Linked DNA regions of Homo sapiens: region 1 is linked to region 2. A link is an interaction called in ENCODE POLR2A ChIA-PET data of the cell type or tissue named here. Cell type or tissue: OCI-LY7. All regions are shown on one strand. Links, peaks and the distances in the headings refer to the core of each region. The heading gives the core; the rest is flanking DNA.

What was found. Peaks named below come from ENCODE experiments on the same cell type or tissue, not always from the same donor. Only the 100,000 strongest peaks of a DNase experiment are listed, where the experiment ranks them.
Region 1: POLR2A ChIA-PET joins it to region 2 with 5 read pairs; 2 of 35 experiments call an interaction of 5 or more read pairs at or near these places.

Annotation. Positions count from the first base shown.
Region 1 is chr6:109,012,722-109,017,127 of GRCh38, reverse strand. All of the region lies in intron 1 of SESN1 (sestrin 1), which reads left to right. It also overlaps a transcript of ARMC2 not described here. Among named protein-coding and RNA genes, the nearest start is that of SESN1, 80 kb to the left of the region's middle. In OCI-LY7, for the core only: no CTCF peak of the experiment used is centred there; no DNase peak of the experiment used is centred there.
Region 2 is chr6:108,632,910-108,637,315 of GRCh38, reverse strand. All of the region lies in intron 1 of FOXO3 (forkhead box O3), which reads right to left. Among named protein-coding and RNA genes, the nearest start is that of FOXO3, 74 kb to the right of the region's middle. In OCI-LY7, for the core only: no CTCF peak of the experiment used is centred there; a DNase peak (open chromatin) is centred at 1,645.

The sequences.
Region 1 (4,406 bases), core at 76-4,075, 380 kb before region 2:
GTTTGTCTATTGAATTATAGACGAAATTCACCTTCACAATATAACTTTCATTTAGCCTGTCCTGGGTCTGGTCTATAACTGAAAGCATATAAAATATAAAATATATAAAATAATAGCATTATTTTACCAATGTAAACTTATACGAACATATATTTTAAAAATTAGACTCATAACAAATTAAGAGTGTTACCCTCTCCAATTTATATCATCTGAATAAAATACTATTTTAGTATTTCTGAGTTATTTGCCAGAAAATAAAAATGCAAAAATTAAGAAAATCATATTCTCTATTACTACAAGCAAAATGATCTTGAATTCCATTCAAATCTGAATTCCTGTAAAAAGCATACATTTTTAAGTGGTATTATATCTTTTATTGTTTGAGAGTATGTTTTGGCAAAACAGAAAGCTAGAATGGATAAGCAAATATAAACATTTTTATTTGATGAACTATAGTCCCCTAAATGTATCTATACCCTTTGGGTAAAGGGGAAAATGGCCCACAGAGTGAGAATTTGGGAGGGCAGAAGAACAGACAGGAAAGTTCAGTGAACAGCATTTTATTTTTAAAATACATAATAACCTACAAGTAGTCTCCAGATTTGGCCTTGTACTTGTGCTCAGGTTAAGAATCTACAACTTAATACCCTCTTGGAAAGCAAGAGACCTCTGAAGAAGGCAGAAAAAGAAGGTGGTTTAAAGGATTATAGGACCTACAACTAAAGATTATCAAAAAGGAACTGAGTAGGGGTTCTTTGAACTGTGCAAGAAAAGCACATATTGCAGAATTCTATTCACCACTTGGTAGTAATAATCATAGGGTGGGGAGGCATGGATAGGGAAGGCAGGATAGCTGTTATAAACAAAAACAACTGGATTTTAAAACTTTAGAATATTGTCATTGGTTTGTTTCTTTGAATAAAAATTACCGTTAGTATAAACAAAGCATTTAAAATTCTGTCATGATTAAGCTAATGACTCATTAATATGCATTTAGCCCAAACATTTTAACCACGGGTAAAAATCCTATGGTTAAATGGGATTAGTTCAGTTCCATTAAGTCTGTGGGTTCAGGATAAGTTAAAGATATTAGGTTTGGTTTTAATCTATTTTGAATGGATAATTTTTAATATTATGCCTGGCTAATTCCTCGTATTTAAAATTATAGGTTACATACTAAACCAGTTCTTGGCCTGTGCACAAATAGAAGCACTATGAGAATTTCATGTGTTCACATTGTTTAGGTACAAATGAAATCTAGCCCCTCAAAAAACTGTTAGAAAAATTATACAACACAGAGTATATTCAGTCTGAGAAATATTTTCTACTTGCATATATTTAGTATCTTTTGTTGCCTTTTTTGAGTTTGTATATTTCCTTCTCCTTCTTTAAAACCTTCAGTAGCGCCTAGCAACATATGGCTTAAAGTCCTAACCGTCCATTTCCCCCTCACATTCACCTTTTTCATAGACCTCATAGTATTCCAAATTAAACCCATTCCTTCTTATTTAACTCAGTGATGATGCTGAAAAGTAGCCTCTAAACATTGTAATATGTCTGAATGAATTCTCCCACTTAATTTTTATATCTCAACAGACACTTTCTTTTCTATCACTTCACCTTGGATAGACCTAAGGATTATTTAAAGCCAAACTTGGTTACAAAGTGTTTCTGAATCTTGTCAAACAATGGTATCTTGTCAGACACAGGCAGTGTCTGACTTGTAAGTACATGCCTGACTTAACAAGTGATCCATACATGCTCTTGTCAGACCCTGTATAGCTGCTAGCCTGGTAGTGCAGGAGAGCAGTCACAGAAATATCAAAGAAAAAATCAAAGGAGCTTGGGTATCTATGAGTTCCAAGGAGAAGTGGAGAGATTCTGAAAGACAGATTGCTTAGCAGAGCTGAACCCAGTAGAAGCTAATTCCCTCACAGAGTCAGCCTGCCTGCCTATAAACAGGCAGGTTTTGTGGCCCCTAAGCCTCAAAAATGTTTACCTGAATAGTGAACTTGAAATTCATTATTAGGCTTTCAGTTAAGCTTAAACAATTTTTTAATGGAAACATCTCTTCAGAGTTCATTCGATACATAATTTTTGAGGGTCTCCTGTGTGCAGGGCACTAGGACATTGGAAATATAGCAGTAAACCAAAAATACAGACATTCTGATTTTATGAAGCTTATATCCTATTGAGACAAACTAAATAAATAAATAGGAGGTATCAGTAACTTACAAAATTAGTGTGATTTGTTTGAGAAGCCAGCTTTCTTCCTAAAACGTACCACTTTTTGAGAAACGGGGGTCATGTGAGGAACATGTAGGAGGTTGGGTAGATTCAGATGAGATATGTAGTGAACAGGCTTTGGGTGGCATGAGGCCACCAAAGGCCCAGAAAGAGACACTGAGAGGAGTGACAGAAATATGGAGGAGAGAAGCTCTCAAAGCCCAAGATCACCCATTCCATGATTTCTTAAAAACAAAACAAAACAAAACAAACAAACAAAAAAACTCACCCTGAGTAAAAGCAAGGGAGATAAATTTTTCTGTCTTTCTACCCTCTTTTCTTGCCTCCAGAATCAAGAACTTAGGTGAATACACAGTTATCAAAATTGTAAATATATATTCGGTAAATGCAGCAACCTCATATAGTGACTGCTGCTTTGGATTCTGACAGACCTGAGTTCTAATTCCAGGCTGAATTTTACAAGTTTTATAACTTTGGTCAAGTTGCCCATACTTTTAGTTTCTATGTCACAAATTTGTAAAATAAAAATAATTACATCTGCTTTATACATGTAAAGTGTTGTGTCTGATACACAGGAGTTAACAAATTACTGGTCTTATTATTATCAGCCTAGAAAACCTGACCGTTATTTAACACATTGATTTTGGGGTAAAAGCAACTTTTAAATTTAAAACCACTGACACTTCTTGGAATACTACTTATTTACAAATATTGGTGATGCCTCATATTTCTAAACAGCTATGTAGAAAGTTAAAACACTACATTTCTAAAAGAGGAAACTCTAAATGAGAGGAAAATACCAAAGACTTGTCAACATTCTTGCTCCTTTAAAGTGATATAATTCTAAAAATTGAAGAACTGAAAAAAAAAAAAAGTATAGAGCAAATAAGAGGATCAGTTTAAAGTTCAGTGCTAAAAGGATCTTAATGTACCCAAAACATGATGTTGAAAAGGGAAAAAGTGCTTAGCAGACAAGCTATGTAGATAAAAACAGGAAGATATGAGCTGGAGGAGAAAAATCTAGACAAAATTAGTAAGCAGAAGTAGTCTTATAAACCAGCATTTGTTCTAAATGAAACGTTTTAAATGACAATAGGGGATTTTTCAAGAATGCTTAAACCACATAAATGTAACAAATCCCACTCCCACTCTTAAAGGAGTTCTTTGGTTTAATGGCTAAAACCATTACTGTATGTTTTCTAACCAATTACTGCATTAAGTATAATTCTGATTCCAATGAGGAGATGTGCAAATCTATAGTACAGGGTTTAACATGTGGTCCATAAAAGTATGATTATGCCTTTTAACCTAATTACTGCTTTTTCTACTAAAATATATCTATTCCTTGTCATGAATTGATTATACTTTTTAAAGACCTAATGCGCTCAGGGAAGCCACTTGGTCAGGAGAGCAGATAATCTGAGATTTATCTCCTAAATTTCAAAAACAAGAGTTTGAGGCATGATTGCCTCCCTCAAGGAACTTAACTACCATACTGGAGAGACAGAATCCACTGTCATCTTCTACACTTCTCTCCCTTCCCATTGTTCCGAAGACTGCCCTCTTGCCTTGCCAAGATTGCCTCAGCAGCCTAACTCATCTCCTTGCCCCTAGTTTTGCCCCTTGCAATATATTTTTCCAAACCTTAGCTGACATGCAAATCTGATGTCACTCTACAGTTTACAACTTTCAGTAACTCCACAGTACCCTTAAGAATGAAATCCGTATTCTTTAATGAAGCTTAACACTCCCTCATTACTGCTTATCTTTTTTTTTTTTTCCCTGTTGCCAGGCTAGAGTGCAATGGTGCGATCTTGGCTCATCGCAACCTCTGCCTCCCGGGTTCAAGCAATTCTCCTGCCCCAGCCTCCAGAGTAGCTGGGACTACAGGCGCACACCACCACGCCCAGCTAATTTTTTTGTATTTTCAGTAGAGACGGGGTTTCACCATGTTGGCCAGGATGGTTTCGAGCTCCTGACCTTGTGATCCGCCCTGCCTCGGCCTCCCAAAGTGCTGGAATTACAGGCGTAAGCCACCACGCCCGGCCTACTGCTTATCTTTTACCTAAACTCCTTCCGTTACTCTCCTTACCCTCTTTTCCAGACCCATTGAGCTTCCTGTATTCTGCTTCCCTAATGGATCACTCTTTCCTTTTTCT
Region 2 (4,406 bases), core at 114-4,113:
ACCGAACCCAGCAGCACCTCGAGAAACTACTGATTCACATGTTCACAAGGAGCTCATCAAACTTAAATGTAACGCAATTTTTTCAAGTGGTGCTAAACTAGACAATTAAGGAAGACAAAAACAGGTAACAGAAAAATAGCCTCTCCACTTTCTATGTGTTCTCTCAATACCTCAATTTATTTTATTTCTTTCACAGCTGCGGAAAACCTCATTAAGGGAAGATATAAAGTTGTAAACTAAAATGAAGGACAGAGGCAATGTTGCTGCTCAATGCCCAGAAACTCTCTCCCTCTGCAGAAGTCTGCATCTCTCCCAGTCCATTCCTACATGTCAGAAAGATCTGCAGGTCCATTTACACAGCCTCCTTATTCGGAACAGGGGGATTTAAATAGAGGTGCTTCAGTGGGACCACCTGGGAGGATGTTGCAGAGCTGCCCAGGTGCCAGGGTCCTGTAACCTCTCAAATTCTTCCAGGGATGCAAATCAGGCTGGATGGACACAGAACATGAAGTCCTTCTCCAGAACACAGCACTTGTGAGTGGCTGCTAGGCTGGGTGGTCTTTGCTTCCTGTGGTTTCTCACCTGGCATATGTCAAAGGAAGGTCCCTTATTCTCTGATCCTCATCCTCACAAACTTCCAGAGCACACCCTGGAGACCTCCATCCCTATTTAAAGGAGGAGGCCACTTCCCAGGATGCACAGTGGTGAAGTGGTGAAGGGCTGGTCTGGTCTAGTCACCGCCTTCCTGAGAATCTAGGATACTAGCATGTGAGTGCTGAAAAAACACTCTAAGATGCTTGGTCTCTTGCCTCATGCACCCCCCACCCCAGCCCAGTTCCACTGGGCTCAACACACAGGGTTTGTTCTATTCCCGAAGGTTTAACCTGTAAGGATGCTGGGTTTACCCTTCCCCTCAGCTAAATGAGCTCTCTAGAGCATACGAAACAGTGATCTCCTGTTTAGAGATCTAGTGAATAAATGCCAAAGAAGTGGACATCTGACATCTGTATTCTCTGTGAGATCAAACTAACACTTGATGTGTGCATACTGCACAAGCTCACCACCCCCAACATCTATGAACAACATCGATACACTAGGTAACACACAGACTGGGACCTGGGCACAAGGATCACTTCAATCTCCAGGTCTTCCTCCCCAGAAGCAGGCAGAGGCACAGAGGTGCTAGTCACATTTCAGAAGCAGCCCATGAACCCAGCCCTCAGAACAATCTGTCTTCTCACTCCCCAGATGGAGGGCTTGCTTCCCTAGCTGAGGAGTGACAAGCTTAATCCCGCTTTGTGCGGGAAGACTGACAAGATTACCACACAACCAATCCAGAGTAGAAACAGCTTTCTTTTTTTCTGAGAAGTCTTATCAAGGAAACTAGTTCTTATACACAAAAGCTGTGCTTTCTAAAAATCTTCCTCCAGTCATCGTAACCAACTCATCATTCATAACCCAGCCCAATCCCTCTGACAGAGGCAGTAGGTCAGCATGGTCCAGAAAACATGAATTCTGCTGTATCTAACTGCCTGTAATTCACACAGCCTTACTTACCACCATCCACCTCTACTAACCACGAGGGCTTCCCCCATTATGCAACTGTACAAGTGGCCAATCGTTTCGCCACCCCTGCTGCAAGGTGCAATGCTATGACAGGATGTGCCTCTCTAGCAGAAAGGCAAGGCACCTCCCAGCACCTCCTGCAGCTCAGCTCCTGACATGTCTAAAGACACTTCTTGTTATAGAATCATGACATTTTATTCTTTTTGTGACACATTTAAAACAAACAAAATTACACAGAATATAACAAACACCTGTGTACCCACTGCTCGACTTTAGCAAATCTTAGTATTGTGCCGTATTTGCTTCAAAAAATTTTAACGAAGCAAAATATTCCAGATACAGGTGAAATACCCTTCGTATTCCCTCTCCTCATTCCATCTCTTTTCTACCTTTCTCAGAAGCAACCACGACCACTATCCCAAAGCTAGTATTTATTATTATTATTATTTTTTTTTGAGATGGAGTCTTGCTCTGTTGCCCAGGCCACAGTACAGTGGTGTGATCTCCGCTCACTGCAACCTCCCGGGTTCAAGAAATTCTCATGCCTCAGCCTTCCAAGTAACTGGGATTACAGGCGCCTGCCACCACACCCAGCTAATTTTTGTATTTTTAGTAGAGATGAGGTTTTGCCATGTTGGCCAGACTGGTCTTGAACTTCTGGCCTCAAGTGTTATCTGCCTGCCTCAGCCTCCCAAAGTGCTGGGATTACAGGTGTGAGCCACCATGCCCGCCATATTTATTATTTTATAAAATTTTAAATTCTTATATGAATATATATATACATGCACACAATGTATATATCAATACCTTATATATAAAATACAAAAACATTATATATAAAATACATAATACTGCTCGCATATTTTTAAACTTTATATAAAAGGTATACCATCCATATTGTTATATACTTGCATTTTTTGCTTAACTTTAAAAAATATTTATTCTTAAGTTTCAAATATATGCAGAAGTAGAAAGACTGTTATAATAAACCCACCCCCATGTACTCATCATCCAGCCTCATGATCCATCTTATCTGTATTAAGATTCACATCTATCCCCTACCCACTCATTCCCCTCCTGACCCTCTAATCACTCTGAAACAAATCCCATACGTGCAAAAAGTTTAAAGGTCTCATGCCTGTTGGAGTTGGCTTTCTAAAGAGAAGCCAAGGCAGAAGGGGGAAGGAAGGACCCAAGTACACAACCTCAAGCACCCTAGATATTATGGCTCAAATCATTAGCAGATGGATCAAACAGGCAAAGAGGAATGCCAGCTGTAGTCAGGCCCAGTAGTCTGAGTGTGAGTTTCTCCTTTCCCAGTGAATTTGGAGCAGGGAAGGGGGTCATCATCCCTGACCCTTTCCATTGCCCACTACCTTCAATCCCAGGTCAGATTCTTATCTCTGAAACCTTGCGCCACCCAAGATAATATCCTCATCACATAGAAACCCCATCTTCACCCTCCTTTATATACTCAATACCTGAACTGCATCTCTTGATAAATTCACACGCACACACGTCAGCAGTTGCTGATGTTTACCAAGTGCTTTGTTTATGCCAGGCATTTTTCTTTCATGCCTCCTGTTGCAAATTAACTCATTTTACAGATGAGGAAACTGTGGCACAGTGGAGTTAAATAATTCCTCCAAGGCCAATAGCCAATAAATGAAACCACATATTGGACCCAGATGAACTGGCTCCAAGGCCCATATAATAACTCACAAGGCCTCCTTAACAAAAGGACCAGTTCCATGTAAAGAAGCCACACATTCATTTGAGGTTTGGCGGCAATCAAAACTCTGCTAGCAAGTATGTGATATAAATCTGGGTAACTGAGCCAGACTGAAGGTTGCCTGTGGATTGCTCTGGGCAATTGGTTCTCAGCTTTTTAACTTTTTTTTTTTTTTAATTGACTTCTGTGCAAGAAAAGTAAAAAATAGTACAAAGGTAGACAAAAGCCATTCATTAGTCCAGTTTCTCCCCTCAACTTTACCCTCAACAGCCACTTATAACAGGGAACCAAAAAAGAGTAGATCATGCTCTTAATGCCTGAAAACACGTGACCTTCCTTCATCTTGAGAATGTGCTAGCACCATGTCAAAGAGCTTCATTGTACTGCATGCACAAAAGGGGGCAGAATTATAATGACCTAAGTATTTGACCTTCATGTAGTAAATGCATCAAAGCTTGGCTCCCTAACAATTTTTTGTCATTTATAATAGAAACTGTTTTTCATGCAGGAAATGCCACTTTTCTTTCAAGGACAAAACCCAGAATTTTACTCAGTAGTTTTTTTAAGTTGCATATATCTTAAGTGCTACATTCTTGATAATAAACATAAAATCTTTTTTTTTAAATCAGCAGATAAGACAAATCCTTCTCTTCTATTTGCCAATGCCACAAACACACACACATACACACACACACTTTCATACCCACATTCCCTCTCTCTCTAGTGCACGAGTGAAAGTTCTTATCCAAAGCAGGCTAAGGATTTTTCACTGTGATCACATTGTTTACTTCTAATTTATAAATGAGAATAAACACTACTGCCTCTACATCTCATTTTATTTATCCAATCAGTATTTATGGAGCACTGAGTATCAAGCACTATGCTCAATGCTAAAATATACCAGTCAACAAGATGCTCCTTAGAGTTTTTGTATTTTGAATATTGAGAAGAATTTCCTCTTTTGCTTAAATTCCTGGCTTTTGAACCCTCAATTAAGAAGATATCTTCCAGCTGAACTTTTACTTGCTTATGGAAAAAAAAAATTTACAAGTGGTGGCAACTGGGCAGACAAGACACAAGTAAAAACTGTAATATACTAACATATGAT